2 separate regions of the Homo sapiens genome follow, and region 2 is linked to region 1. The links are chromatin loops, found by intact Hi-C in ENCODE. Cell type or tissue: Caco-2. All regions are shown on one strand. Each heading gives the region's core, and the rest is flanking DNA. Links, peaks and the distances in the headings are about the cores only. Region 1 has its middle 28 kb from the start of LINC00226. Region 2 overlaps LOC105370700 (a long non-coding RNA gene).

The links. A loop is a pair of places that touch in the nucleus more often than their neighbours do. Peaks named below come from ENCODE experiments on the same cell type or tissue, not always from the same donor. Only the 100,000 strongest peaks of a DNase experiment are listed, where the experiment ranks them.
Region 2: a loop joins it to region 1, with 8 times the contacts of the local background. A loop is called at or near these places in 8 of 110 quality-filtered maps.

Annotation. Positions count from the first base shown.
Region 1 is chr14:106,251,278-106,267,627 of GRCh38, reverse strand. It overlaps IGH, the pseudogene IGHV3-22, the pseudogene IGHVII-22-1 and the pseudogene IGHVIII-22-2. Among named protein-coding and RNA genes, the nearest start is that of LINC00226, 28 kb to the left of the region's middle. RefSeq lists a silencer at 9,590-9,757. In Caco-2, for the core only: a CTCF peak has its summit at 9,916 (motif pointing right); a DNase peak (open chromatin) is centred at 9,947.
Region 2 is chr14:106,198,728-106,215,077 of GRCh38, reverse strand. It overlaps LOC105370700 (a long non-coding RNA gene), which reads right to left. Exons shown (of 4, transcript XR_007064369.1): 2 at 12,615-16,350; 3 at 9,927-10,002; 4 at 6,655-9,000. It also overlaps IGH, IGHV3-20 and the pseudogene IGHVII-20-1. Among named protein-coding and RNA genes, the nearest start is that of LINC00226, 81 kb to the left of the region's middle. RefSeq lists enhancers at 7,996-9,195, 13,544-14,743. In Caco-2, for the core only: a CTCF peak has its summit at 4,229 (motif pointing right); DNase peaks (open chromatin) are centred at 4,237, 7,487, 7,777, 11,367 and 1 weaker place; H3K4me3 peaks cover 313 bases.

The DNA of each region.
Region 1 (16,350 bases), core at 5,256-13,255:
GGGGAAGGCCATGAAGGAGGGTTCTAACACACATATTCCTGATAATAAGAACTACCATAAATAGACTCTGCACAACCATAACCTTGCACAGAAGCCACCACAACATTAAAAGAATTACTTCTCCCAGTGTATCTGCCCAGCAACTCCCTGTTCAACTTTACACCGATGTGCCCCTGTTATTGATCCTTCTAGCCCAGGACAATTGTCTTAAACAGCTGATGTGACCCTCCTCATTTTTCCTTTATTCTTTATCTTCCTATACCAACCTGAATGCACCCATACATTTCAATTGCAATACACTTCCTAGAATACATATTATTATATTTTAGAGTCTCTCTCTCTCTGTTATTCAGGGTTGACAAGCTACAGATGGACATGCCACTTTCTTTTTTTATGACTTTTTTTAAAAATTTTATTATTCTTGTACTTTAAGTTTTAGGGTACCTGTGAACAATGCAGGTTTGTTACATATGTATACATGTGCCATGTTGTTGTGCTCCACCCATTAACTCGTCATTTAGCATTAGGTATACCTCCTAATGCTCTCCCTCCCCACTACCCCCACCCCACAACAGTCCCTGGAGTGTGATGTTCCTCTTCCTGTGTCCATGTGTTCTCATTGTTCAATTCCCACCTATGAGTGAGGAAAAAAATGATGAGTTCATGTCCTTTGTAGGGACACGGAAGAAACTGGAAACCATCCTTCTATCATTCTCAGCAAACTATCGCAAGGACAAAAGACATGCCACTTTTCTGTGAGATGTGGAGGATGACAGTTTTTGGAGATGTCTGGGAATACCCAGTGTCCAGAAGATCATCCATCAATAAGTGCAGGCTGGAGGTCCCAGAGAGAGGCAAAGCTGCTGAAACACCATGGAATTTCATTTTCTCCAGTTCTGCTCTGATGGAATCAGGCCCACCTGTTTTGCTTGTCTTAAGTAAATTCACAGCACCACATATATTAGTGTTGCAGTGAATAACTACAAAGTCTATCCTAACCAAGTGTACCATCAAATTTACCATTACCCAGAGGGAAGAATCTTTAACATGAGATCTATGTTCATAATTTTTTAAGGTGAAAAAGTGATCACTATCCAATCAGGCAAATATGATTTTGCTAATGAGTGGTAGATGTTGCATGTATTTTTGGATGTCATCCCTTTTTCAGATGCATGGCTTGCAATTATATTTTCCCATTCTGTAGGTTGGAATTATTTCCACACTTTGTAGAATCTTTTTGTTGTGATGTAGTTCCACCTGTTTAATTCTGCTTTTGTTGTCTGTGCCTTTAATGTGAAATATAGGAAATCATTGTTAATATATTATTTTCTGGGTCGGGGAAATTTTACAATTGCAGGCCATATGTTTAAATATCTGGCCCATTCAGAGTGATTTTTGTGTTTATTCTAACCCAAAATTCTTAACTCTTTGCATGTGTACATCCAGTTTTTCTAACACATTCATAGGGAGAGACTTGGTTTATCTGTTTTATATTGTGGGTTCTTATGCTGAAAATCAGTTTGCCATTGATACATCAGTTTATTTCTGAGCTCTTTCTACATATTTATGCCAACTCCATCCTGTTTTTATTATTCTACTTTTGTTATTACTTTTGAAATCTGGAAGTAAGATGTAAGTTTATTTTTGCCTTTTTACAGATGCTATAGCAAAATATTTTAACCTTTCACTCTTCCATATAAAAGTATGGCTTTAAATAATGACTTTTATTATATACAGGTTATATTCTTGTATTCCTAACTTTTAGAGGTTTTATTATGAGATCTTGAATTTTTTAAATGTTATTTTCTATGTCTGGTGAGAAGTTAACTGATGCTTTTCCTTTATTCTCTTAATTTACCACATCAGATTTATTGATTTGAAGATATTGATTCATCAGCGCATCTCAAAAATAATTTGGAGCTTGTCATGGTGTACAATCCTTTTAAAGTCTTATAGAACTTAGTTGACTATGAATTGGGAGTAGCTTGTTTACATATACTAAGAACATTTGTCAGAAGTTTGGTTTTCTTCTTTTGCCTTGTCTATTACTGGTAATACAGTGATTGGAGCCTCTTAGAAAGAGATTAGAAGGTGGGGACCTCACGGATTTTTTAAAAAGTTAGAGAACGGTTGTCATCACTTTTTTAAACGCTGAGAGTCATTTGTTATCTAATATATAACCCATCATGAGGAATATCTCTAGTGTGCTTGGGAAGCATGCATATTACGCTGCTGTTGGTTGGAATGTTCCGTAGATGTCTGTTAGGGCAGTTTGTTCGAGAGTGCTTAAGTCCACGGGCTTCCTAAGAATTTTTCTGTGGATGCTCTGTACATTATTGAAGGCGAGGTTTTGAAGTCTCCTAATTTTTTTATAGTTTTCTATTTCTCCTTTTATACATCTTAAAGTTTCATAAATGTAGTTATATTTCTAGTTTTTCAAATATGTAAAAGAGAAATAAAAATATTTGCTTAGTAATTTTAATGAGAAAATCACATAACAAGAAATTATATTTTCCAAATGCTGCCATCAACACTAAACTCCTCCAGGAGTCTCACATCTGCCCTGGGCTCTGCTCTCTCCTCAGGCATCCCACCTCAGCATTTGCTGCAGAGGAGGGGACGTGAAAATAGGGCCCTCCCTTTCCTGATGGAAACCATCGCAGCCCTGAGCCTACAGCTCTGGGAGAAGAGCCCCAGTCCAGCATTACCAGGAGTTTTGATTTGACAATCAGCTCTGAACACACATGGCTCACCATAGAGTTAGGGCTGAGCTGGGTTTTCTTGTTGCTATTTTAAAAGGCAAATAATGGAGAACTAGAGATATTAAGCATGAGTGGATGTGAGTGAAAATACAGTGATTATGTGTGGCAGGTTCGGACCAAAATGTCCCTATGTTTGTAGGTGTCTAGTGTGAGGTGCAGGTGGTGGAGTGTAGGGGAGAGACAAGAGGCAGAAAAGTGTGCAGGAGGCCGGGTGAGGCTGTAGACACTGTCAGCCCACTATGCCAATCCCACCACGAGTGCTGGAGAAGGTGGGAGTCTGATGAAGCTTACTAACAACCCTGTGGTCCAAGCTAATTCCATCAAGGCCATTGGTTCTTCCCAGAGCATAGCTGTCCATCGGGAATCTCCCATGTGCCCAGCAGCAGCCACGCGTTAGCAACTTCACTGTGCACAGTCATTGTTTGGGAGGAGCTCCAGGATGTGTCTCTTTGTCAAAAACTGGGTGATGGTGTCAGAGAGCTGTGCCGGGTGCCTGGTCCACGTGCTCCCTGACATTGGAGGTATAGGAGGTGCGTTCTCAGGGTGGAAACACCTTTTATGGAAATGTACATAATAAATCACGATTTTCCTTGGTTCTCTTAGACGACATGGAGAAGCAAGCATGCACCCTGCAAACAATTGTAATTTCCTGCTTTACCCCAAGTTCATGATTTCTTGTAAACTTTGATTTCTGTCCAAGTACAGAGATACTGATTAGAGTGAGTTTGGTTCTTTCCACACACTAACCCTCACCTCCCCCAGATAGAGCACATTGTCCTCACTCTGAGTCTGAGGGAGGAGCTGTTCCTGTACAACTCAGGGACTGCAGAGACCCCCGTGTGCAGCTTTGCAGAGTCAGATCTTTCCTCATGTGAGGCGACCTCCACTGCCCGTGATTGCTGCTCAGGTCTAATTGTGGATTCGGGATTATGACACCCTTTGGGCTATCACAGGTCAATCTTATTCTGAAAATCACCGTAATTATAGACAGAGGTAATAATCCAGTACCCATTCTTCTGTCCGCAGTTTGTCTTTCTTATTTGGTTGAAAGTTTGAAGAAAAAATGTGACCATATATTCATCTAATTCTAACCTCTGAATCTGCTATTTGCTCTCGGGGACCTACAAATTGCAAAACAGTGAGTTCTTCATTTTCATCAAAATGTGCAAATTTGTGAATTTCAACATGTTGTTCAGAACCTGTGCATGCCGACAACTGTGATTCTCGGTGCACTCCTGGCCTGGTGAAGCCCTCACAGATCCTCCCCCTGGCCTGTGGCATCTCTGCTTCTCCATTACAACCAGTGCTTCCTGCTGGAGCTGGATCCGTCACCCCCCGGGGAAGGGACTGGAGCGAATCAGGTGCACAGGTCATGAGGGAGTGCACAATCCAACCCACTCCTCAAGAGTCCAGTCACCATCTCCAGATCCACATCCAAAAAACAGTTTCTCCTACAGCTGAGCTACCTTAACAAGGAGTACACAACCATGATTTTTATACAAAAGACACAGCGAGGGGAAGCCATTGTGCGCTCAGAACACTCTACAAATTTTCCTCCCTAGTGTTTTACCAAAACTGGTATATATTTCAGATACTGAAATATTTACAACCTACGTTATTATGCTAAGAATTCTAAGTTAGAAGTTAGAATGATAATTGTCTCTTTTTTTTCCTTTTTTTTTTTTTTTTTTTTGATACTGAGTCTCACTGTTGTTGCCTGGGCTGGAGTTCAATGGTGCAATCTCGGCTCACTGCAACCTCTGCATCCCAGGTTGCAGCAATTCTCCTGCCTCAACCCCCCAAGTAGTTGAGATTACAGGCGCCTGCCACGATGCCCGGCTAATTTCTGTATTTTTAATAGAGACGGGGTTTCACCATGTTGGCCTGGCTGGTCTCAAACTCCTGACCTCAGGTGATCCAACCGCCTCAGCCTCCCAAAGTGCTGGAATTACAGGCAGGAGCCACTGCACCTGGCCAATTATCCTCTTTTCATAGATGGATAAACTAACCTAGGCCTTTGAAAATAAACCCTTATCTGAGAGTGAAAAGATAAGCCATAGATTTGGAGAGTTTGCTTGCAAATCAAATATTTGGAAAAGGACTTTTATTACAAATATACAAATTACCTTACAATTGAACAACAAAACCACACAATTTAATTTTAAAATGGGCAAAGACCTGAATAGAAAGTGCATCTAACAATAAGTATAAAAAGTGACCAACTGGATTTTCATTAGGTAAATGTATGTTTAATATTGAAAAAATCCTAGTAACCTAATAGAATGGGTAAAATACACAATATAGACAATACCAAATGTTGACGAGGAAGTTGAAAAACAGGAATTTTCACCCATTGCTCCTGAGAATGCTGAATTGGCACATAGACAACTACAGTTAATAATTTATTGTGTATTTCAAATTAGCTAGAAGATAACATTTAGAATGTTCTTACCACAAAGAAGTAGTCAATGATTGAGATGAAGGTTGAAGGTTGTCCCAGTTATCCAGATATGCACATAATTTTCTTTTTTTCGAAATATCACATGTACCACATAAAGGTTTTGAACTATTATGCATCTATTTAAATTACACATTAAAAAACACCAGTGGAAGGGAATCCAGCTAATTGCAGATTGCCATTGGATGGGACGTTCTGTATAATCTGTAAACTAATCAGAATCTGTGTTTTTCTAAAGGACATTAGGAATCGTTATACTAGTTTCTAAAGATAAGCCTTGCAAGTTTAATTATTTTCCTAATGGGTGGCGATTTTGAACATTGAAGAAATGTTAGTATTTGTTTCTGGTTAAGTTTTCTTCTTCTAGTCTCAGGAGAAAAGGTTTGCAGGGAGGAATCTGAGACTATCTTTCAAGTCTCAACTTCAATGTGATTACCTCAGTAAATATTTTCTGATACCCCTGAGTAGGGTAAGTCTCATATATGTCCAATAAACTAAAAGTAGAATTTTAAGCGCCCAAGCTGACTGAATGGAACCTTCCTCTTCACCAAGGAGTTCCAGAGACTTGAAAACCTAGTTCAGGCCACATTAGAAACAGATCAGAAATGCCTCATTATACCCTCCTCACTTTGGAATTCAAGCACAACTGACCAGCATTTTCATGAAAACAGAGGACTCAAGGCTCAGAAAACGGATTCCGTGTAGCAATAAGATACCAAATTCTAACCTGACTCGAGAATAGCGTCATGTGACACAGAGCAGGCCTTGAAAGGAATCGAAGGCTTTTACCCTAAAATATATTTCTTTGACATATTTTTAAATCGCCCTGCACAGTTATCCTTTGTGAGAGAGATTTACATTCTGTAGAGAATCTCCTTCCCTTTCCAGGTCTTTCGTTATACTGAGGAGATTAGCTGGAAGTCTAGCATCTCTTAAAGGTCTTAGTAGAAAAACATTTGCCATCTATTTCCTCTAAGCGTGGCCACATAAGAGACTTCATCTGCATAATATGAATTTTGTTCTCCAAAACCTGTTATCTTAACCCAGACACTTTTTACTACTGATTTCTGGTCTTTAGATAAAAACTTAAGTCTTTCAATGAATTGCCAATTGAAAAATCATTTAATTCACCTGTAAGCGGTAATTATCTCCCCACACTGCCTCACTTCTAGCTGTTTTGTCTTTATGAAACAAATCAACAGATATCTCACATGTATCAATTGATGTTATTAAATTTAACCTGCAATCAAACCACTTTGGGCACATGTTATCAGGATCCTCTGGGGCTGCGTCACAGGGCATGGACCCCACATTTGGCTCAGAATAAATCTCTCTAAGTATTTTCCAAAGTTGGCTTTTTATCGATAGAATCTACTCTGTGGTCTCTGTTACATTCAAAAGCATGATAGTAATAAAGTATTAGTTATTAAAAATAAGCACATGTTGGCAGTTTCTTACGAAGTTACGCATAGACTAACTATGGGATCAAGTGTAAATTTTCAAAGTATTTATGCAGTTATTTCAAAATGTATGTTCCACAGATACTTCTATCAGATCCTTTATATTAGATAATTATTTGTTTTATGACTTTTTTTGTAGATGATCATGCCGTATCTTTTCTAGGCCTTTATTGTAGAAAATTGTGTGAAACCAGTCAGGGCTACATTTGAAATTCATTGTCACAGTGGCTGCCTGAATTGCAGTGGGTTTCCTCTGCAGCCACCAGACACCCAGATTCCTCCAGTGACACCTTAATTTTGTTTCCTGCTTGGCATTGGGCCTTAAATTGTGTGTTCCAGAGAGACTCTGTCTTTCATCTCCCCCAGGTCATCCCAGAGCCACATGGACCTGATGATTGTCAATGTGGTGGGAAGGGTTGCACTGAACGGGCACTCTCTGTCCTTCTGAGGGAGCCACACTCCAGGCAGACATGGCAGTCCTGGCTCAGGACGTGTCCTTCCAAGTATCCCTGCCCCTCCTGCAGGTGTGATGCTGATCCATGCATCTTCCTCCCATTCCTGGGTAGAGGGTCTCCTTGTTCTTTCCCCAATCTTCTCCCAGCAGCCACTATGTCTTCCCACTGATGTCTTCAGCTTCCTCTTTTCTGCCCTTCCCAGCAGATGAGTCTGTTATTCCTGAGGGAAGAGAGAGGAGGTGGGAGATGAGGCTGTTATTCCTGAAAGAATGGACAGAGCTTTGGAGCTTTTCTTTCTTCTACCCCAGTTTCTACGAGTTCCTCCAGTGCCTGTAACACAGAGCTGTCAGTGGCTTTGCCCCTGCATGTTAATTCTTTGGTCATGTAGTGGTGGTGAGGGAGCTGGGTCTGGATGCATTTCAGCCACAGCTGCTGTTCCGTTTCCCACACAGAACCATCTCGGGAGGAAGAGGGTGGAGATTTTTGTGATGTGTCCTCAATCTTGGGAGGAAAGGTTTCAATAGCAATAGGAGTCTCTCAGTTTTAAGTCCTGTGGAAATTTAAATAATAACTTCTTCATTATACTTAATTTTAAGCAATCGGGTAAATATATCTAATTTAATCTTGCATTAACTTATATGACATTTGCTGGCCTCTGCCTCAGATAAAATTATATTCTTTTCCTGTTTATCCTTACAAGTCACTGATTTGATTTTCACAAGAGGTAAGTTCTCTCATTTGCCCTATACATCAATAAACTCATGTATTAAATAAAATGTGCTAATTTGTAGCTCAGTAAGGCTAGTTGTTGTAAAAATAATACTTTTTTATTGGATGACTACATCTCCAGGCGGAGTAGAAGATACATTTGTAATACTCAGAAACTGGAAATAACACAAATGTTAAGGAGATTTATAAATAAATGATAGGGGTGTACTCATTAACTGGAATACTGTTCCTCGTTAGAATCAACACCTTTATACACAATCAAATTACTGACTCACAAGTAATTATTCTGAGCAAGAAGCCACACAAATGAAATGGAAACTAAAAGATTTCACTTTAACAAAATATTGAAAAATAGATCTGAATTAACAAAGATGAGAGGTTGACTGAGTATAGTGAGAGAGAAATGACGGGAGGCAGGAATGAGAGGAACACAGGGAAGCAGGGAAGCTTTTAACTGTAATCATCATTATCTTGATTGTTATTTTGGATACACAGGTGAGCACATGTGAAATTACATTTTTTTTCTTTGGAGACATGGTCTTGCTTTGTCATCCAGGCTGGAGCTCAGTGGTGAGATCACAGCTCTCTGCAGCCTCAGACCCTGGGTCTCCAATCCTCCTCCCTCTGCCCTATGTAGCTGGGACTACAGTTGTGCACCACCATGCTCGGCTTCAGTGTGTATTCAACTGCACACTTTAATTATGCAATATTTATTATATAGCAATAATGCCTCAATAAGGGTATTGCAAATAAGTGAATATATAATTTGTTAGATAAAGACTGATGGAAAGATAGACACGAACATGAGAGATGTATGACACTTAAGAAAATAAAACTGTGGGAAACATGCTGTTCTTTACAATTGTTAGGTAATCACAAAAGAGCATACACATCACACCATGTTCCCATTACAGAGAAATGGTTCTGTAAACCTCACTAGGTGCAACCCCTGTGTGCTGGGCTTGGTTCAGGGAGAAGTCAGGTCCAGTGGTGAGAAGCACAGGCCCAGATGCCCAGGTCACTCTGACCAAATGTGAGCTCTGGGGACACTGTACAACCCATCTGTGCTTCTGCTGGTAATTTCTCATTTGTAACATGGAAATAACATTGATACTACATACCATGGTTTCTCTGCATGTGTAAAAATAAAAGATTATTGGTGTGAACTTCAAAAATATGCAGTTTATGTAGATCTATTGTACCTCAATAAAACTTTTAAAATAAAAATTACAAAATTATAAGATTTATAGGTTTTAAGGGTTTACCACAGAACAAACTTACAATAAGTAACCACAATTCCCAAATGCTATCAATATCACAAATCTCCCCCAGGACGCTCTCACATGCTGTGAGCCCCACTCTCTCCTCAGGCCTCTCACCCCAGAGCTTACTATATAGTAGGAGACATGCAAATAGAGCCCTCCCTCTGCTGATGAAAACCAGCCCAGCCCTGACCCTGCAGCTCTGGGAGAGGAGCCCCAGCCCTGGGATTTTCAGATGTTTTCATTTGGTGATCAGGACTGAACACAGAGGACTCACCATGGAGTCATGGCTGAGCTGGGTTTTTCTTGCCGCTATTTTAAAAGGTAATTCATTGAGAACTATTGAAATTGAGTGTGAGCGGATAAGAGTGAGAGAAACAGTGGATACGTGTGGCAGTTTCTGACCAGGGTTTCTTTTTGTTTGCAGGTGTCCAGTGTGAGGTGCAGCTGGTGGAGTCTGGGGGAGGCTTGGTACAGCCTGGGGGGTCCCTGAGACTCTCCTGTGCAGCCTCTGGATTCACCTTCAGTTACTACTACATGAGCGGGGTCCGCCAGGCTCCCGGGAAGGGGCTGGAATGGGTAGGTTTCATTAGAAACAAAGCTAATGGTGGGACAACAGAATAGACCACGTCTGTGAAAGGCAGATTCACAATCTCAAGAGATGATTCCAAAAGCATCACCTATCTGCAAATGAAGAGCCTGAAAACCGAGGACACGGCCGTGTATTACTGTTCCAGAGACACAGTGAGGGGAGGTCAGTGTGAGCCCGGACACAAACCTCCCTGCAGGGCCGCGCGGGGCCACCAGGGGGCGCTAGGGACCCACTGAGGGCGGGACAGGAGCAGGTGCCGGGAGAGGTTTCCTTTCTCCTCAGCTGGAAAAGTCAGGTTTGTGTTTGCCGGACTCTGGAGCTTTCTAGGCTGTGACGTTTTATTACTTGTGTTTATTATGAATTTATTATCGTTAGTATTTAAATTTTAGTAATTTAAAAATTATATATATATGTTTACACTTTAATGAAATAAGCATTCCTATTTGCACCGATTCTTCCAGAGTTTTATTAACATTTGTTGACGTCAGCAGCTACGAAGCTATAGGGACATAAATTTATAACCATAGAAAGATGTATAGGCCAGGCGCGGTGGCTCACGCATGTAATCCCAGCACGTTGGAAGCCATAGGTGGGCTGATCACTTGAGGCCAGGAGTTCGAGACCAGCCTGGGCAAAATAGTGAAACTCCATCTCTACTAAAAATGCAAAAATCAGCTGTGCGTATTGGCATGTGCCTTTAATCCCAGCTACTCGGTAGGCTGAAGCAGGAGAATCACTTGAACACGGAAGGCAGAGATTGCAGTGAGCTAAATGGCGCCACTGCACTCCAGCCTGGGTGACAGAGCAAGATTCGATCTCAAAAAAACAACAAAAAACAAAAACAAAACAAAGAAAGAAAAAATATATAAATACAAAGACATATGCATATATGTGTAGGAATTCATAATAAACATTACAATAAAGTAATTCTAAAAATATGTCCTAAAGAATCAAACTTAATGATGAGCTAAATGTAAATTATTTGAGTATTTCACAATTGATTTTGGTTATTTTTAATTGTTTACATCAATTGATTTATATTTGTTCATTTAACTACTGTTAAATAATGGTTATTTCAAATGTGGTTGTCACAATAAATAATAAGAATTTGAATTGATAAATGATAATTATCTTAATCATTTCTTAATTATCTTAGTTATCCCATATGGTATTCACAAATCATAACATTGCTTCTTACCTTGTAAATATAAACAACCATAATTCGTGAATTTAAAATAAAATTTTTTATTTTAATTTTTTAAAATTTATCCCAGATCATTATCTTTTTCTTCAGTTCCAGCTCTCATTTGATGGTCTCAAGGGCCCATCTGCACCCCTGTCTCCTGAAGGCTTCTGGGAGTGGCTGTGGGACAGGCAGAAGCAGGAGCCCATGTGAGTCCACACGACCTGGAGCCTCCCTCTCCTTGGATTAGGCCATCTCCTCGGGATCACAGGGCTCTTCATTATCCTCACCCCGCTGTTGTACCAAACAAGCAACATCACACTTCAATTCATCACGCTTTGCTTTAATTTTCTAAATCATCGTGAAGGTGATAATGTTAACAGTAAATGTATCACTAACAAATAGGATAAGCCCTTTTCCATGGGACAGGGTTTCTTACAAGGACTTGACATGTATTATGTATTTTCCATTTATTTATAGATGAGATACTAATATCTCCATATTGGAGACAATTCCTTTAAGTCATTTCTTAAAATTAATTTTTCCTAGGACTCCAAACAAATCCATGATATAGTTGAAAATTTCAGGTGTAAGAGTTGGGCCAACATTGAGACTATATTAACATTTATAACATGTGCTTGCAAATATTGTTATTTTTCTGTCGGCTGTCCCCAGTTATGGTTTGATACAAAATGTTAGTAATTTATCCTAATAAAACAGTTTACAATATTATATCAATAGTTTATTAACTTTGTATAACTAATAATATAAAATGTTCAACATATTTTAGCCATATTTTACTTATTTGTGAAATGTGTGCTTATTAGTTTTTCGTTTTAAGATGTCACCTTTATCTTTTTTATTTCTGGGATTTTATTCTAGTAGATATAACTAAATGTCTTTAAATAATTATTGTAATAATCACATTTATATTTTCTATTTGAATTTTCATATGCATGTTATTAAGATTTTAATTTCAATAAAAATATTTTCCTCCAATTGTCTATTTTCTGTTTTTATGAGATAACATATACAAAAATGCATAGCTCTTCAATGTACAGTTTGAGGGTTTCTGGCAAATGTGCACGTTTGTCTCCAGCACCTAAGTTAGGGTGAGGAGCAGGTCCATCTCCACAAGTGTCCTCTCAGTGTTTCCAGTCAGCTCTCACATAAGGATTTTTTTTTAATTTCAACTTTTAATTTAGATACAGAGGGGACGTGTGTGGACTTGTCACACGGGATTATTGAGTGATGCTGAGGTTTGGAATCCAGATTCCATCACCCCCTCCCTCCACTCTCCAGCAGTCCACGGTGTCTATTGTTCTTCTATTTATGTCCATGTGTGCTCAATGCTGAGCTCCCACATAGGAGAATATGTGGTATTCGGTTTTCTGTTCCTGCATTTATTTGTTTATGATTAAGACCAACAGCTCCATTAATTTTGCGGCAAGGGACATGATTTCATTCTTTTTCATGGCTGTGTAGTATTATATAGTGTAGATGTACCATATTTTGTATATTCAGTCTACCAGTGATGTGCATCTGGGTTAAACTACGTCTTTGCCACTGTGACTAGCACAGCCATGAATACGCATGTGTAGGTGTCTCTTTGGTAGAATTATTTATTTACTTTTTAGTGTATACCCTGTAGTGGAATTGCTGGGTAAAATGATATCTCTGTTTTAAGTTCTTTGAGAAATCTCCAGTCTGCTTTCCAAAGTGGCAAGACTAATTTATATTCTCATCAACAGTGTATAAGTGTTCTCTTTTCTCCAAAGTCCCACAAGCATCCTTTGTTTTTCGACTTTTTTGTGATACCATTCTGAGTGGTGTGTTGCTGCTCACCTACAATCATCTCATATTTGATAAGGCTGATGAAAAGAAGCAATGAGGAAAGGACTCCCTGTTCAATAAATGATACTGGGACAACGGGCTAGCCATATGATGAAGATTGAAGCTGACCCTGTACTTTCAACATATATAAAATTAACTCAAAATTGATTAAAGCCTTAAATGTAGGACCTCAAACCATAAAACTCCTTGAAGACACCCTTGAAAACACTCTTATCGACACTAGTTTTGACAAAAAATTTTTGGCTAAGTATCCAAGGCCAGTTGCAACAAAAAGAAAAATAGACAAGTGGGACCTAATTAGTTAAGGAGTTTCTGCACAGTAAGACAAACAAACAAACAAACAACAAACAAAACTATCAGCAGTGTAAGCAGACAATCTACAGAATGTGAGAAGATATTCACAAGCATTGCATCCCACAAAGCCCTAGTATCCAGAGTCTGTAGATAAACAAATCAAAAAGAACCAAAAAAAAAAAAACCCTTTAAAAATTGGCTGATATGGTTTGCTGTGTCCCCACCCAAATTTCAACTTGAATTGTATCTCCCAGAATTCCCATGTGTTGTGAGAGGGACCCAGGGGGAGGTAATTGAATCATGGGGGCTGGTATTTCCCGTGCTATTCTCTTGATAGTGAATAAGTCTCATGAGATCTCATGGGCTTATCAGGGATTTCCGCTTTTGCTTCTTCCTCATTTTCTCTTGCCACCCACCAGGTAAGGAGTGCCTTTTTCCTCCCGCCGTGTTTCTGAGGCCTCCCAAGCCATGTGGAATGTAAGTCCAATCAAACTTCTTTTTCCTCCCAGTTTTGGATATGTCTCTATCAGCAGTTTCAAAATGGACTAGTACATAGGCAAACGACACAGACACTTCTCAAAAGAATACATGCAAGTGCCCAGCAAATATATTGTAAAAATGTTTAACATCACTAATCATCAGAGAAATGCAAGTAGAAAAATGTTCTGATTTCTGTCACTATAGGAGGTCCCTTTTTCTTGTTTAGAACTTCATATACATGGAATAAAATATTATAGATCATTTTTGTAAGGGGCAACTTTTACTATTTGTGAGGTTCATTCATGTAATAGCATTTATCAAGGTTTTGTCATCATATGTATAAATATGTATGTACTCATACACATATAGATATTTCATATCTAAATCAATTACATTAATAAATGACAGATTATTAAATAAATAAATCTGTTTATTAAGTAAATAAGTGACAATATGTATATCTATTTTCCTGTTGATGGGATTTAAATTTGTTTCCAAAATAAACATCATAAACAAAACTATTATAAGTATCTTTGTACAAGTTCTTCTGTTTATATTCACACATTTTATTGATAAAATATGTAGATATATAGGTATGCATTATAACTTTTCAGCTTTATGGAGCTATCACTGACAAATAAAATTGTATATATTTAGGGTACACCACTTGATGTATTGATGTACCTGGGGAGATGCTCATCATGATCAAGGTAATCGGCATGCCTGTCCTCTCAGAGAGTTATCATTTTATGTCTTTAATTTACTGTGTGTGTGTGATAAAAACACCTAATATCTACTCTTCTGGCAAAAGATACCTTTATAATACAATATTCATTAGTATAGTCACATTGCTTTACGTTTCATCTCCAGAACTATTTCAACCTGTGTTTTAGTCCATTCTCACCCTAATGTAAGGAACTACCTGAGACTGGGAAATTTACGAAGAAAAGTGGTTTAGTTGACTCGCGGTTCTGCAGGCTTAACAGGAAGCATTATTGGGAGGCATCAGGAAACTTACAGACATCATGGAAAGTGAAGGGGAAGCAAGGACCTTCTTCACATGCTGGCAGGGGAGAGAGAGAGAAAGAGCAAGGCGAGATGAGCCACACTTTTAAACCATGAGACCTTGTGAGATCTTGCAAGAATCACAAAGGGGAAGGTCGCCCCCATTATTCAATCTCTCCCCATCAGACCCCTCCTACAACACTTGGGGATTAAAATTTAACATGAGATTTGGGTGAAAATGCAGAGACAAACCATATCATTCCACCCCTGGTCCATGACAGATCTCATGTCCTTCTCACATTGCAAAATATATTTATCCCTTCTCAACGGTCTCCCAATCTTAACTCATTTCAGCATAATCATAAAAATCTATAGTCTAAAGTCTCCTCTGACAAGGTCAGTTTCTTCCCCCTATAAATCTGTAAAATTAAAAACAAGTTAGTTATTTCCAAGATACAACTGGGGTGCATGTACTAGGTAAATGCTCCCAATCCAAATAGGAGAAATTGGCCACAGAAAATGGATTACAGGTCCCATGCAAGTCCAAACACCAGCAGGGCAGTCATTAAATGTTAAAGCTCCAAAGTAATTTTTCTTTTACCCCATGTCTCACATGCAGGACACACTGATACAAGAGATGGTCTCCCAAGGCCTTGGGAAGCTCCACCCTTGTGGCTCTGTAGGGTCCAGCGCCCATGGCTGCTTTCATAAGCTGGCATTGAGTTCCTGTGGCTTTTCTAGGCACACCGTGCAAGCTGTTGGTGGTTCTACCATTCTGGGGTCTAGAGGATGGTGGCCCTCTTCTCACAGATCCACTAGACAGTGCCTCAATGGGGACTCTGTGTGGGGGATCCAACATCACATTTTCCTTCTACACTGGCCTAGTAGAGGTACTCCATTAGGGCTCAGCCCCTTCATCAGACTTCTGCCTGAATATCCAGGCATTTTCATATATCATCTGAAATCTAGGAGGAGGTTCCCAAACCTCAGTTCTTGCCTTATGTGCACCAACAGACTCAACACCATGTGGAAGCAACCAAAGCTTAGGGCTTGCACCCTCTGAAGCAATGGTCTGAGCTGGAACTTGGTCCCTTCTAGCTATGGCTGGCACGAGACAGACAGGGGTGTAAGGTGCCATGTCTCAAGGCTGTACAGAGCAGTGAGGTACTGGGCCTGGACCATGAAATCATCTTTCTCTCCTGGGCTTCTGGGCCTGTGATGGGAGGGGCTGCCACAAAGATCTCTGAAATGCCCTGGGAACATTTTCCCCATTGGGCTCCTCATTACTTATTCAAATTTCTGCAGCCAGCTTGAATTTCTCCCCAGGACATGGGTTCTTCTTGTCTACCAGATGGTCAGGCTGCAATTTTTTTCCAACCTTTTATGCTCTGCTTCCCTTTTAAATATGAGTTTCAATTTCAGACCATCTTTTCATGAATGCATAGGACTTATGTTTTCAGAAACAGCCAGGGAAAATCTTGAATGCTTTGCTGGTTAGAAATTTATTCTGCCAGATACCCTAAATCATCTCTCCCTAGTTCAACATAGCACAGATCTCTAGGGCAGGGGCAAAATGCCGCTAGTCTTTTTGCTAAAGCATAGCAAGTGTGAGCTTCACTCCAATTCACAAGAAGTTCTTCATCTTCATCTGAGACCACCTCAGCCTGGACTTTATTGTCCATATCACTATCAGCACTTTGGTCAAAACCAGTCAGTAAGCCTCTAGGAAATTTCACTTTTCCACGACTTCCTGTCTTCTTGTGAGCCTTCTAGGCTTTCCCAACATCTGTCCATTACAAAGTCACTTCCCCATTTT
Region 2 (16,350 bases), core at 4,171-12,170, 51 kb after region 1:
CAAAGCACACAACCTAATGTAATGGAAGTCAGGACATGAGTGTCTCCAGGCTTTTGTGTTTCAAGAGTTCATGCACCAGGGGATTTCTTTTCTTACTTGTACACAGAGCAACACCCAAAATGTTCATTTCCTCTTCCATCGACTCTTATCATCTGTTTCTATGTCAGTTAGCTTTGAATTTTTGACCCCAGCTGCATTCAAGTAGCTGCAAATAAGCGTGATTTCATTCTTTTTTATAGCTGCATAGTATTCCACTGTGTATAAGAACCACGTTTTCTTTATCCAGTCTATAACGGATGGACATTTAGGTTGATTCCATGTCTATGGTACTGTGAATTGCACAGTGATACACACGTGAGTGGATGTGTTTTTTTGTTACAATAATTTGTTTTCTTTTGGGCATATACCCAGTAATGGGATTGCTGAGGGGAATTGTAGGTCTGTTCTAAGTTATTTGAGAAATCTCTAGATCGATTTCCACAGTGCTTTGGCCAAGTTACATTTTCACCAAAAGTATGTAAGTGGCGCTTTTCTCTATAGCCTTGCCTGCATCTGTTAATTTCTGATCTTTTAGTGATAGCAATTCTGACATGTGTTAGATAGTATGTGATTGGGTTTTGATTTGCACTTATCTGATGATTGAGGATGCTGAGTATTTTTGTATGTTAGTTGGCCACTTCTATGTCTGTATTTGAAAAGTTTCTGTGCACGTCCCTTCCCCATTTTTAATGGGGTTATCTGATTTATGCTGCTGATTTAAGTTCCATATAGATTACTGACTTGCACACACGGAGAAAGCCAGTATTCAAAACTAAATAGAAAAACATAATCACTTGTAGGTATAGACATACTGAATTTGGAATGGTCATGGCTTGCATGTTGGTATTGAAATGGGACAGCAACTTTGGAAAATGGTCTTCACTGAAAATCTCATACACAAGTGTACCTGGTGTCACCACTTACAGTAGTTGAATGGAGAATACAACTCAAGTGCCCATCGACTGCCACAGGGATGAAGACGCCGCGGTGTGTCTGTGTGTCTCTAACCCACAGGGATGAAGACGCTGCGGCGTGTCTATGTGTCTATAACCCACAGGGATGAAGACGCCACGGTGTGTCTGTGTGTCTGTAACCCACAGAGATGAAGACGCCGCGGTGTGTCTGTGTGTCTGTAACCCACAGAGATGAAGACGCCGCGGTGTGTCTGTGTGTCTCTAACCCACAGGGATGAAGGCGCCGCGGTGTGTCTGTGTGTCTCTAACCCACAGGGATGAAGATGCCGCGGTGTGTCTGTGTGTCTGTAATGCAGCTTTAAAGAGGAGTGAAGCACTGACATAGGCTGCAACTTGGATGAGCCTTGAAAACATTGGGTGACTGAACTGAGGGAGACACGGAAGTCTACATCCCTAATTGTCCCATTGACACGAAGCACGCAGAGCAGGAAAATCCCAGATCACAGGAGGTCAGGGGAAGGGAAACACAGAGTGACCGCTTAATGGAGGTGAGGTTTCCTTTTCTGTGATGAAAATGTTCCCAAACCAAATAGTGGAAATGGTTGCACAGCATTGTGAATGTGTAAAGTATCACTGACCCATACACTTACCAAGGGCTGAAATGGTAAGTTTTATGTTATGTGTATCTCAACACAATAAAAATGAGTGCCACATTTTGTTTAGCATATCAATGACAATAACAGTTCAGGTAAATGCTGGATTCCTCATCACAACCAGTGCTTCCTGATGGAGCTGGATTCAGGGGAGGGACTGGAGTGGGTTGGGTGCACAGGTCATGAAGGCAGCAAAAATTCCAACCCACTCCTCAAGAGTCCAGTCACCACCTCCAGATCTATGTCCAAAAAACAGCTCTTCCTATGGCTGAGCTACATGAGCAACAAGCAAATAACCATGTTTTTTGTTGTTGTTGTTTAGTTTTGTTTTGCTTTGTTTTTAGACAGAGTCTCGCTGTGTCACCCAGGCTGGAGTGCAGTGGTGCGATCTCAGCTCACTGCAATCTCTGCCTCCTGAGTTCAAGTGATTCTCCTGCCTCAGCCTCCCTAGTAGCTGAGACTACAGGCACTCACTACCACGCCCAGCTAATATTTGTATTTTTAGTAGAGACAGGGTTTCACTATGTTGGCCAGGCTGTTCTTGAACTCTTGACTTCGTGATCCACCCGCCTCAGCCTCCCAAAGTGCCGGGATTACAGGCGTGAGCCACCGCGCTCAGCCACAACCATGTATTTTTAAGCAAAAGACACAGTGAGGGGACATCAGTGTGAGCCCAGACACAAACCTCCCTATGCGGGTTCACAGGACAGCATGGGGTGCTGAGGACAGAGGTGGGCACTCAGGAACCAGCAGGGAAACCCAGGGGGCGCTTGGCACTTCATGGGGGCTCAGGACCATTGTGGGCTCAGTGGTCAGGCAGGCTCAAGGCTCAGCCTCAGGGCAGGTGCAGCAGGCGGGGAAAGGCCCTGGAGACTGGGTTTAGTGTCACCTTCTCATTGCGCCACTGGACACCCTCCACTACATCTATTCTAATGTGTATGAGTACTTATGAGTTTAGAAAATAACATTGATATTATAAATCTATAGCCATATGTGGGTGCATCAAGTTACCCTCTTCAACCTATGTGGACCCTGTTCATCAGGAATAAGTCCCTGCATTTGAGGACCTTATAAATCAATAATTATGTAGAATCACTTTCTTTTTCAGTCTCATTTCCTCCCTCTTTCTCTCTCTCACACACACTGACAAACACGCTGGTTGCTATAACTTTAATTACCTGATGTGTTAAAAAAAATTGATTCATTTGGAACTTAACCAGTTTAGCTGTTGTTCACGCTGTTATGTAAAAAAGATCCCTAAATGACTTCTACCTGGTAAGAGGAGGGAAGGCGTTGGAAGGTGAAATTGCAGGAGAAAAAGAAAATCGTGAAACGGATTGATTTGTTTTCTCTATGAATGGTGATTAGGTCAATATTTTTCAAACGGTGAACATATTGTGTGAAGATTATTTGTCAATATTATCTCATTAAAACTATTACAAATAAAAGTGTATAATTTGGTAAAAAAAATGAAGAGAGAAATAAAAATAATACAAGAAAAGTCATGAACTCCTGACTCCACACGTGAGTTAACCCTCAGTTTTTCTATGTTACTTAGAAAAACACTAAGATACAGCCAAAGAATATCATGATATCTTTATAAGAAGAGGGTTTTGTAACCCTCACTCGAAATTTCTAGCTCTGTCCTAGAGTTAATTTAGGGAGCAGTCAGATCCAGCTGTGAGAAACACGGGCCAGACAGTGAGACTGGCTTTTACCAGATGTGAGCTCTTAGACATGTCACATGGCCCTTCCGTGCTTGGGGGTTTACCTTCACATCTGTAAATGAAGGAAACTTTGACTCCCACAGAACATAATTCATGTGCATCTATAAGTAGAAATGCTAATGAGAATTAATTATTTATGAAGTATAATCACTCGCATCCACTCTGGGACACAGCCTACTCTGAGGCATCCCTTCCAGAAGTCACTATATAGTAGGAGACATGCAAATGGGGTCCTCCCTCTGCCGATGAAAACCAGCCCAGCCCTGACCCTGCAGCTCTGGGAGAGGAGCCCCAGCCCTGAGATTCCCACGTGTTTCCATTCAGTGATCAGCACTGAACACAGAGGACTCGCCATGGAGTTTGGGCTGAGCTGGGTTTTCCTTGTTGCTATTTTAAAAGGTGATTCATGGATCAATAGAGATGTTGAGTGTGAGTGAACACGAGTGAGAGAAACAGTGGATTTGTGTGGCAGTTTCTGACCAGGGTGTCTCTGTGTTTGCAGGTGTCCAGTGTGAGGTGCAGCTGGTGGAGTCTGGGGGAGGTGTGGTACGGCCTGGGGGGTCCCTGAGACTCTCCTTTGCAGCCTCTGGATTCACCTTTGATGATTATGGCATGAGCTGGGTCCGCCAAGCTCCAGGGAAGGGGCTGGAGTGGGTCTCTGGTATTAATTGGAATGGTGGTAGCACAGGTTATGCAGACTCTGTGAAGGGCCGATTCACCATCTCCAGAGACAACGCCAAGAACTCCCTGTATCTGCAAATGAACAGTCTGAGAGCCGAGGACACGGCCTTGTATCACTGTGCGAGAGACACAGTGAGGGGAAGCCAGTGAGAGCCCAGACACAAACGTCCCTGCAGGAAGACAGGAGGGGCCTGGGCTGCAGAGGGCGCTCAGGACACATTAAGAACACAGTAAACTCAGGGACCAGGTGCCCAGGGAGGTTAAGGGCTGGTTTCCTTTCAGAGACTTAGCTGTTTCTCCATCTAACAGTTTCCCCAGAACCCTGCCTAGATTTGTGATCTGTATCTGCTCAAACTATCTGTGTCACCTTCCTCACCTGTGACTTTGAGGAAGCTTAGTGTGGACATTCCAGTGGGTGGAGAGATCTTGGTGACAGCAATTGTGTGTTCTGTCTAGGCATGTCTATGGCTGGCCATCAGGAACGACAGGCTGGAATTCTTGGAAAGAGGCACACCTGCCATCCATCAGGAAATTTTGTTGTCTTCTGTTCTGCTAGAATTAAATCAGGCACGCCCAGGTTAACTACTACTATCTTCCTAGCTTGAGAAAATTAATGGTGGGCTTGAATAACACCTATATGAAATCATCAGAGCAACACCTAGATTCGAGTCTCATTTAATAATTGAGACTATGTTCTAGCCAAGGAGACACATAAAACTGGTGATTGCCGTGGTCAGTTCATATCATATATTTGTCAGTAGAATCTGGCTGGTATTATGAACAGCTTTGCCAACACATGTGTTAGTGTTGGTCTTCGGAGAAGCACATTCTATGAATGGATTAGGTTTATGTACAGTTTCCTAAGGAACCGGTCCACGCTTTTGAGAGGAAACGCAGAGCGGGTGGAAGGAGGCTGGGGAAGCTGAAGGCATATGAGGGAAGTTGGTCCCTGAGTGAAGGAGAGAGGGAGGATAACTCAGTGGAACTTCCTTAAACTGTGCTGTTCTAGGAAGGTCCAGCAAGTCACTGTATCTGAGTCATGTCAAAGTTTCCCATCGGGGACCCCCGTGACTCCCAGCAGTGGCTCTACTCAGATCAGCGCGGAGCTCATTGTTCTCCTGAGAGTGGAGCACAGGACGTGGCCCCAGCACCAGCCGTGGCATGCACATCAGAGTGCAGCCCCAGGCGCATGGCTCAGGTGCACTGTGCTCCCTGCAGGTGGAGGGAGGGAAGACCTGACTCAGAACCCATATGATGTGGGTTCCATACAGAACACAACTTTTACTTAATTTCTGTGGATGACATAGAAATAAACATACAGTCTGTAAACAATGGTGATTCCTACATTTACCTTGAGAGCTTTATTCTTTGATTCTGCAGAATGTCCTGGCATGGTGTTGCCTTTCTCATGTGGAAGTGTAACATAAGTTGAGGACATGTGTTCCCCACTTTCATTGTTTTCCTCCATGTACAGAGATCCTGAGTGGAGTACAGCTGACCCTCCTTCCACACTGTTCCTCTCCTCCCCACGGGAACAGCAGATAATTACCTGAGGCTGAATCTGAGGTGGGATATGTCCTGTGCACCTCAGAGCCTGCAGAGACCCCCGGCTGCAGATTCATGGAGTCAGGTGTTTGTGCATGTGGGAATCTCGAGCTGTGCTGTTGTCAGTGAATGCTGCTTAGAACTAATTGCAGGATTCAGAATTAGGAGACCCCCTGATCTATCACACCTCAGCTCATTCTGCCACTCATCATCTTCAGAAATTCTGAATATGGTTCAGTTTACATTTTTGTGATGTACTGTTCTCATTTCATTTAGTCATGAGTTTGGTCAGCAGAAAGTGCTACCATTTATGTGTCCCAACCTGATGAAGCTAATTTGCTTCACGAGAAGTTAGGAGGCTCCTGAATCTTATCCTAAGCCTGTCTCTCTGCACTTTCCTTTAAAATTCAGTTTTACCTGGAATTCTGTTGTGTTGATTTAGCCAGTTTTCCCCATACTGAGTGTCTGATTTTCCTGGATATCTGATCAGTTTCCTTGTCCTTCACCATAACTTGGGTGACATCTGATCACCCTGGTCTAACTTCAACAAAAATCCTGGCAGGCTGCCCTAAGCAGGATTTACCTCACTCCTGATGTTTCTTCTTGGTGATTTTCCATCCTGTGCCCCAACCCTGCTGTATGCCTATAAATCCTCACGTTCTCATTCTGTATTTGGAGTTCTGCTGAATCTCTCCCCCACTGCAAAATCCCACTGCCCTGGTCCCTACACCTATCATGAGGGCCCTGGATGAAGTCTTCCTTACTGTGCTGGAACAAGTGTCTTCATATATACATTTTTTCTTTAACAAATCAACCTTTAGTATTTCCTAATTGATCAAAGGACCTCAAACATTGCATGAAAGCGAGGATCTCCATTTTACTATAAGGGGTGTTTTGTGAATTTCAGTTTCCATGTGTGGTGTCCAGAAGTCCTGGGCACCAACGGTTGTGCTTCTCTGTCCAATTCTTTGATTCTGAAACCCGGGAGTCATCTGAACATGAGTAAATAGGTGACTTTTTTCACTATTTAGTGACTGCCTTATTTCATTTACCCTGAAGCTTCACGAACACATTGATGAAAAGTAGATAGAGAACTTGTTTGGAAATGCAAGATTTATAGTAGACGTAATCACCTACATGATTCTGGAGGTCTTCTTAGTGTTCCAAGAACCAGATGTTTTTCCCACCACAGGACAAAGATGAGAACCTCCACGCTGTGAGGATAGAGGACAGGCAGGGCAAAGATGAGAACCTCCACGCTGTGAGGATAGAGGACAGGCAGGGCAGTGTGAGGACAAAAGGGGCTGTGGTCACGTCCAGGGTGTTCTCTCCTAGCAACGCCTCCAGCTCTTTCCTCACTCTGTGGTATTTGTCAGATGGGAAACATACCTCAAATTTATATTTGACATATTGATGGAAGTCCAGGCAAGAGGCATCTGAAAGCTTATTTCTGAACCTGCTTCTGTAAGGAATGCCCATATCCCTTGGTCTCTTTCCTCTTTCTTAACTCCATTGGCTCCCTTCCCCTCCTGCACACACCCACTGACGTTTATGGCCACTTCCCCACACCCTTCACTGTAGTACCATTTTCTTGGGCTCCTGGGAAACCCAACAGCTTTAGTTAAACTCACAGCTATGTACACCCATAGGCCCCTCAGGAGGTTCTCAGTTTCACTCCTACAGTCTCCCAGGCTGCTCCTTGGGGTCCTAACCTGACCATCTCTACCCTCTCTCCTGAGTCTGGCCATCCATTGAACGTCCCTGCTGCCCTCTAATCTGGATTTGTGTACAGTAGAAGGTTAACTCAGCAGACCTGGATTGTTTAAACCCTGCACATTCCTGAAAAACATTGTTCATTTATGGCTCTCAGTTACCTCCTGATGAGAACTCTGAGCCCTTAAAATGCTATGCCAGATAACAGTGTCTGTGGTTGTCTGCAGCCTTGGGACCTGTAGTACACATTTAATCATAGTGCTTTGTAGTGAATGCCAGCTATTTTTTTTTCCTGGGTAGCGGGGGAGCTGTTGTCTGAGTATTGTGGTCAGTTGAAATGCCTAACCTTGTTTTCACTCTAACTCACTACTTTGAATCTTCCCTGTTTGTCTCTTTAATCACCTAGCCTTGCTTCTCATGTAAGTAAGACTCTCTCTAGCTGGGAAAGCTGGACAAACTCCAATTGACCCCTTAATTTACAAGACACTAAGGGCTCCTCACCCAACCCCCTTCCGTAAGGAGTTAACCTGTGTAAACAGATTCTCAGCATTTCAAAGGAGCCCAGTTAACTGATAAGGTACTAGCACCAACAATGTATGAAGTTCCCAGGATTTTTCTCAAGGAGATAACAACATAAAGCCTTGAGTTCATGCCCGGCATAGCCCCTATATCTAATTATAATGAAAGATTTAGAGCCCTGCACCTGGTACTGTTGCTCTTTTTGTAACCATTTGTCTTTTAAATTGTTTATCTCTCTGTAACCATTTTGCTTCTTTTGATTCTTGCATGTTTTTACTTCCGTAGAATTATTGCACTTGAGTTCCCCTCCCCTTCCTAAACCTAGGTATGAAAGTTAATCAAGCCCCTTCCTCGGGGCCCAGAGAATTTTGAGCATTAGCCGTCTCTTTGGCCGCTGGCTTAATAAAGGACTCTTAATTCGTCTCAAAGTGTGGCGTTTTCTCTAACTCGCCTGGGTACAACATTTTTGGAGGCCGCAGCGAGATATTAACACCACTGGGCGAGAGCCGGTCTCGCTCCGGGCTCCCCCGGAAGGATGGCCAGCTCGGAGGAGGGACACCACCTGAGGAAAGAATTTTCAGGTCTGCAAAGAGTGACCGCCTTCCAGAGGAGAGCGGATCGACCACTGTGTCAGCGCCCTAAAAGTCAACATCTGAGTCCTCAGCTTCTGACCCCGGGGTCAGGTAGGTCGGATGTGACTTCGTTTCCGGTGAGAGGGGAGCGGCCCTGACGAGGGCGCTGAGTCCTCAGCTTCTGACCCCGGGGTCAGGTAGGTCGGATGTGACTTCGTTTCCGGTGAGAGGGGAGCGGCCCTGACGAGGGCACTGAGTCCTCAGCTTCTGACCCCGGGGTCAGGTAGGTCGGATGTGACTTCGTTTCCGGTGAGAGGGGAGCGGCCCTGACGAGGGCGCTGAGTCCTCAGCTTCTGACCCCGGGGTCAGGTAGGTCGGATGTGACTTCGTTTCCGGTGAGAGGGGAGCGGCCCTGACGAGGGCGTCCCTCTTTTGACTCAGCCCATTACTCTAGGATGCTAGTGGGTTGAGCCTTCGTTTTCCGGTAGGCGCCTTCGTATCTTGGTTTGGGTGGGAAGTGGTCCTGACCAGGACCCTCCCTTGACTTAGCTCAAGACCCAGGACGCTGGAGAGCTAAGCCTTGGTTTCTGGCAGACCTCTCTCTCTCTCTTCTATCTTCCATCCTTCTTTTGGAAATCTCCGGGAAAGGGAAAAAAAAAAAACCTGTTATAAACTCTGTGTAAATGGTGTGTGAATGTGGGAGGACAAAGGCTTGCGTTTGTCTTCCAGTTTGTAGCTCCATGGCGAAAGCTACGGAGTTTGAGTGGGCCCTCACCTGCCGTTCTGTGGTGACCTCATAAGGCTTAAGGCAGCATCGGGCATAGCTCGATCCGAGCTGGGGGTTTATACTGGCCTGCCAATGCTAAGAGGAACCCAAGTCCCCTCACGGGGAGTGGCCAGGCAGGCATCTAAATGATCCCATCACGGGACCCCCTTCCCTTGTCTGTCTAATAGAGAAGGTAAAACAGGAAAACTGTCATCATTGTTTACATGCCCTAGGGTCAATTGTTTGTTTTATGTTTATTGTTTTGTTCGGTGTCTATTGTCTTGTTTAATAGTTGTCAAGGTGTTACATGTCAGGACATCGATATAGTCCACGAGGTCTGGGTAAAAATTTCTTCAAGGTCCTTAGTGCTGATTTTTTGTCACAAGAGGTTAAATTTCTAATCAATCATTTAGACTGGCCACCACAGTCTTGTCTTTTCTGTCATAAACAAGTAAGCTGTTGTTACGGAAAAGAGTGTGGAGAACATTCACCTGATTGGAATTTCTGGCACCATGAAGGTTGCGGGTATTTAGATTGTCATACCCCACGTCCTAGTGATTGGTCCCCTTCTAAACTGAACTGGTGGTGGGTTCAAAACAGCCACCCTGCAGACCTTCTTGCTCACCTCTTCTGTCATTCTGTAACTTTTCCTGCGCCCTTAAATAGGACCTTGTGTAAAGAAACCTACGCCCGTCATGCTTTACTTCGTTTAGACTCCTATTCTGTTCCACTGTGGCTACTTTCTCATCTTAAGGACGATCCGAGTGGTCCTTTTCCCCCTCGTCCCTGCCCCTTACCCCGCACATCTCGTTTTCCAGTGCAACAGCAAGTTCAGCGTCTCCAAGACTTCGCTCTGCTCTCACTCCTTGAACCCTTAAAGGAAAAAGCTGAATTTGAACTGTTTGCCTTTGAATCGTGGAGACATAAAAAACACTTAGGATATAGGTCTAGAAGAAGAAGAAGAGGGAGAACGCCTAGATCGAACTGGCCCAGGAGACCTCAGGCTGGCCTCCAATCCCCCTCCCTCAATCTTAAAGCTACAGCAATGTGGCAAGTGGTATTAGCTGTTGTGGTTTTTCTGTTCTTTCTGATCATGTTAATTCTGTTTTTCCGACACTCCAGCCCCCCAGGGAAAGAGTTTCTCTGCCGGTGTTGGATCTGATATCTCTGCTCAAGACTTTGCTAAATTGTCTTTAAATAATAATAATAATAATAAACGGGAAACACCTCCTCCTGGCCCCGTAAGGGTTGGAGCCCTCTCCAGTGTATGCTGGAAAATTTTTCTCTTGGTTTCTCAGAGGACTATGGAGTCCGCCTTAGAAAAGGCAAGGTCTGGACACTCTGTGAACTAGAATGACCAAAGTTTGGAGTCGGATGGCCCTGTGAAGGGTCATTAAATCCTACCATTGTTCAAGCCGTGTGATGGGTTGTTACCGGAACTCCCGGCCACCCTGATCAGTTTCCCTATATCGATCAATGGCTAAGTTTGATTAGGAATCCTCCTCCATGGCTCTGTTCATGTGCCATTCGCAATTCCACCTCCAAAGTCCTCCTGAGCCAGGCCGCGTTTTTGCCTCAACCCTCCGCCAGTTCGGCTCCCCCTGTTTTGCCTCCCTCTGAAGAAGAGGAGAGTCTTCCTCACCCAGTTCCACCGCCTTACCACCAGCCTGCTCCCTTGGCGCCATCCCGTGTCTCTTCGACTGCGTCCCCTGTGGGCTGTGACCGCCCATTGCCTTCCGCTACGACCGCATGGGAGGAAGCAGCCCCTCTACTCCCACTGAGAGAGGCACGAGTCCCGCGGCTGATGAGCGCTCAGCCCCCTTCCTGGTTTATGTCCCTTTTTCTACTTCTGACTTGTATAATTGGAAAACCCATAATCCTCCCTTCTCTGAAAAGCCTCAGGCTTTGACCTCACTGATGGAGTCCGTGCTCCGGACCCATCGACCCACCTGGGATGACTGCCAACAGCTCCTTTTAACTCTGTTTACCTCTGAGGAGAGGGAGCATATCCGAAGAGAGGCCAGAAAGCACTTCCTTGCATCAGCCGGTGGGCCGGAGGAGGAAGCTAGAGACCTCCTGGAGGAGGAGGAAGCTAGAGACCTCCTGGAGGAGGAGGAAGCTAGAGACCTCCTGGAGGAGGAGGAGGTCTTTCCCTCCACCTGGCCTAACTGGGGCCCAGATTCCTCAGGTGGAAGGAGGGCTTTGGACGATTTTCACCAGTATCTCCTCGCGGGTATTAAAGGAGCCGCTTGGAAGCCCATAAACTTGTCTGAGACAACTGAAGTTGTCCGGGGGCCTGATGAGTCACCAGGGGTGTTTTTAGAACCTCTCCAGGAGGCTTATCGAATTCACACACCTTTTGACCTGGCGACTCCCGAGAATAGCCGTGCTCTTAATTTGGCATTTGTGGCTCAGGCAGCCCCAGATATTAGGAGAAAACTCCAAAAACTGGAAGGATTTACTGGGATGAATATCAGTCAGCTTTTAGAAATAGCCCAGAAGGTTTTTGAAAACCGAGAATTTGAAAAACAAAAACAAGCGACACAGGCAGCTGAAAAAGCTGCCGATAAAGCATATAAAAGACAAGCAAAAATCTTGGTAACAGCTATCCAAGAGGGCAGAAAGGAAAGGCCTGCATTCCAGAAAAATGGCCAAGGAACCTCGGGTTCCCACCAGAAAAGTGAAAGAGGTGAACAGGCCCCTCTAGGAAAACACCAATGTGCCTATTGCAAACAGACTGGGCATTGGAAAAAGGAGTGCCCGTTACTGCCAAAAGAAAAATCTGAAAACAAAAAGGTTCTCACCCTGGCCGCAACAGAGGAGCCTGATGATTGATGGGGCCAGGGCTCCCTTGCTCTCGGCCCCCAGGAGCCCATGGTAACTGCTACAGTGGGGGGCCAGCCTGTATGTTTCCTAGTAGACACCGGGGCAGAGCACTCCGTACTGGAGACTCCCCTGGGCAGTGTCTCAAATAAAAAAATTGCTGTACAAGGGGTAACTGGAGCTATTCAAGAATATCCTGTCACACACACCTGAGAAGTAAACTTGGGACAGAAAAGAGTGACACACTCTTTCCTAGTAGTTCCAGAGTGTCCTATTCCTCTCCTTGGACGGGACCTACTCCATAAGTTACAGGCCTCAATCTCCTTTTCAGCTCAGCAGGCTCATCTCACACTAGGAAATGCAACTTCCCCCACTGCCCAACTCTTGCTAACTACCCCTCTGTCAGAAGAATACCTTCTGGTTTCACCGTCGTAATCACCGGAGGAGAATACTAATACTCTTTTGTTAGATCTACAGACACTTTTCCCCCAAGTTTCGGCCGAGTCAAACCCTCCCGGACTGGCTAAACACCATCCGCCAGTAGTCATAGAACTCTTGGCCACTGCCATACCGGTCCAGGCAAAGCAATACCCCACAAGTCAGCAGGCTAGAGAGGGGATTAATCCCCACATTCAACGACTGTTACAAGCTGGCATACTTACCCCATGCCAGTCGGCCTGGAACACGCCATTTTTGCCGGTCCAGAAACCTGGAACAAATGATTACTGGCCAGTACAAGACTTAAGGGACGTTAATAAATGGACTGTTGCTGTCCACCCAACCATTCCTAATCCCTATACTCTACTCAGCCTGCTCCCACCAGAACATACAGTATACACTGTCCTTGACCTGAAAGATGCTTTCTTTGCTATCCCTCTGGCCCCCAAAATCCAGCCGATTTTTGCTTTCAAATGGACAGATCCAAGATCAGGAGACACTACCCAACTGACTTGGACTCAGTTACCTCAGGGTTTTAAAAATTCCCCTACCCTTTTTGGAGAGGCTCTTCAGCAAGATCTTATACCCTTCCGAGCCAGTCACCTTAACTGTACTCTTCTCCAATATGTAGATGACATTTTAATAACAACTGAAACTATGGATGGTTGTCTACAACACACAAGAGACCTGCTCTACCTCCTTCAGGAGCTCGGGTATGGAGTCTCAGCCAAAAAGGCCCAGCTTTGTCTTCCCAGAGTGTCCTACCTGGGGTACAAGATAAACAAAGGAAAAAAGGCACTCACTAGTGCCCGGAAAGAAGCCATCCTGCGAATCCCCACTCCCGCCACCAAGAGACAGGTACATGAATTCCTAGGAGCCCTGGGATATTGTCGTCTTTGGATATCGGGGTTTGCAGAGATTACAAAGCCTTTGTATACTGCTACAAAAGGTAATGGCCCACTGATTTGGACAGACACCGAGGAACAGGCTTTTCAGAATCTGAAAAAGGCTTTAACTGCAGCCCAGGCTTTAGCCCTCCCAAATATCTCAAAGCCTTTTCATCTGTTTGTCCATGAGAGCCAGGGAGTTGCTAAGAGAGTGCTTACTCAGACTTTAGGAACTTGGAGAGGCCCAGTGGCTTATTTATCTAAGAAGGTGGATCCTGTGGCCTCAGGATGGCCAAGTTGTTTGCCAGCCATAGTGGCTACAGCAAGCCTAGTCCAAGAAACTGATAAATTAACTCTAGGCCAGAATTTAACCCTTACAGTTCCTCATGCTGTAGAGACTTGACTACGAAGTGCTTCAGGTAAATGGATGTCAAATGCTCGTATTTTACAATATCAGAGTTTACTGTTGGATCAGCCTTGTTTGACTTTCTCTCCCACAAGGTGTTTAAATCCTGCTACTTTACTCCCAGATCCAGATTCTAATACTCCTGTCCATGACTGTCAGGAGCTGTTAGAAGCTACCGAAACTGGCAGGCCAGATCTTCAAGATGTGCTCCTGAGAAAGGCGGACGCCACCGTGTTCACCGACGGCAGCAGTTTTCTCGAACAGGGGATACGCAAAGCTGGTGCAGCTGTTACCACAGAGACAGATGTGTTGTGGGTTCAGGCTTTACCGGCAAGCACCTCAGCACAAAAAGCTGAATTGATTGCCCTTACTCAAGCTCTCCGATGGGTTAAAGATAAACGTATTAACATTTATACTGACAGCAGGTATGCTTTCGCTACTGTGCATGTACATGGAGCCATCTACTAAGAACGCGGGTTGCTCAGGTCAGAAGGAAAAATAATTAAGAACAAAGAGGAAATTTTAGCCCTGCTTGAAGCTGTGTGGCTCCCTCAACAAGTGGCTGTAATCCATTGTAAAGGACATCAAAAAGAAAACACGGCTGTTGCCCGCGGTAACCCAAAAGCGGTTTCAGCAGCTCGGGAAGTGGCGCTGTCTTCAGCTCCGTCCATAAACCTGCTACCGGCAGTTTCTTTTCCACAGCCAGATCTGCCTGACAACCCCGCGTACTCAACAGAAGAAGAAAAACTGGCTGCAAACCTTAGAGCAAATAAAAATCAAAAAGGTTGGTGGATTCTTCCTGACTCTAGAATCTTCGTACCCCCAGCTCTTGGAGAAACTTTAGTCAGTCACCTACATTCTACCACCCATTTGGTGGGACAAAATTAGCTCAGCTCCTCCGGAGCTGTTTTAAGATCCCTCATCTACAAAGCCTAACAGATCAAGCAGTTCTCTGGTGCACAGCCTGCGCCCAGGTAAATGCCAAGCAAGGTCCTAAACCCAGCCCAGGTCACCGTCTCCGAAGAAACTCGCCAGGAGAAAAGTGGGAAATTGACTTTACAGAGGTAAAGCCACACCGGGCTGTGTACAAGTACCTTTTAGTATCAGTAGACACCTTCTCCGGATGGACTGAGGCATTTGCTACCAAGAACGAGACAGCTAACACAGTAGTTAAGTTCTTACTCAATGAAATCATCCCCTGGTACGGGTTGCCTGCTGCCATAGGGTCTGATAATGGACCTGCCTTCACCTCGTCCATAGCTCAATCAGTCAGTAAGGCATTAAACATTCAGTGGAAGCTCCATTGTGCCTATCAACCCCAGAGCTCTGGACAGGTGGAATGCATGAACCATACCCTAAAAAATACTCTTACAAAATTAATTCTAGACACCAGTGAAAATTGGGTAAAACTCCTTCCTTTAGCCCTACTTAGAGTAAGGTGCACCCCTTATCAGGCTGGGTTCTCACCTTTTGAAATTATATATGGGCGGGCACCACCTATCTTGCCTAAGCTAAAAGATGCCCATTTTGCAGAAATATCACAAGCTAATTTATTACAGTACCTGCAGTCTCTCCAACAGGTACAAGAGATCATTCTGCCACTTGTTTGAGAAGCCCATCCCAGTCCAGTTCCTGACCAGATGGGGCCCTGCCATTCATTCCAGCTCAGTGACCTGGTGTTTGTTAAAAAGTTCCAGAGAGAGGGCCTAACTCCTGCTTGGAAGGGACCTCACACCGTCATCCTCACGACGCCAACAGCTCTGAAGGTGGACGGAATTCCTGCTTGGATTCATCACTCCCACATCAAAAAGGCCAACAAAGCCCAAACAGAAACATGGGTCCCCAAGCCTGGATCAGGACCCTTAAAACTACACCTAAGTCGGGTGAAACTGTTAAATTAACTCTTTTTATTTGCTTCTTTTGTTTATCCTTGCCTGTAATGTCTTCTGTGCCTTCCTACTCCTTCCCCCTCACCTCTCTCACAACAGGACGTGTTTTCGCCAATACTACTTGGAAGGCTGGTACCTCCAAGGAAGTCACCTTTGCAGTCGACTTGTGTATACTGTTCCCGGAGCCGGCTGGTACCCACGAAGATCATCGCGACCTGCCAGTCATGGGAGCAGGAGGTGTCGACCTTGCAGCAGGATTTGGACACTCTGGGAGCCAAGCCAGATGTGGAAGCTCCAAAGGTGCTGAAAAAGGACTCCAAAAGGTTGACTTTTACCTCTGTCCTGAAAATCACCCTGATGCTAGCTGTTGAGATACCTACCAGTTCGTCCGCCCGGATTGGGCATGTGTAACTTTAGCCACTTACTCTGGGGGATCAACTAGATCTCCAACTCTGTCAATAAGTCGTGCTTCTCGTCCCAAATCGTGTTCTAAAAATAATTGTAACCCTCTTAACATCATTGTCCATGAACCTAATTCAGCTCAATGGTACTATGGTATGTCATGGGGATTAAGACTTTATGTCCCAGGGTTCGATGTTGGAACTATGTTCACCATCCAAAAGAAAATTTTGGTCCCCTGGAGCCCACCCAAGCCAATCGGACCTTTAACTGATCTAGGTGACCCTATGTTCCAAAATCACCCTGACAAAGTTAATTTAACTGTGCCCCCACCATTCTCAGTTCCTAAGACCCAGCTACAAAGACATCAACTCCAACC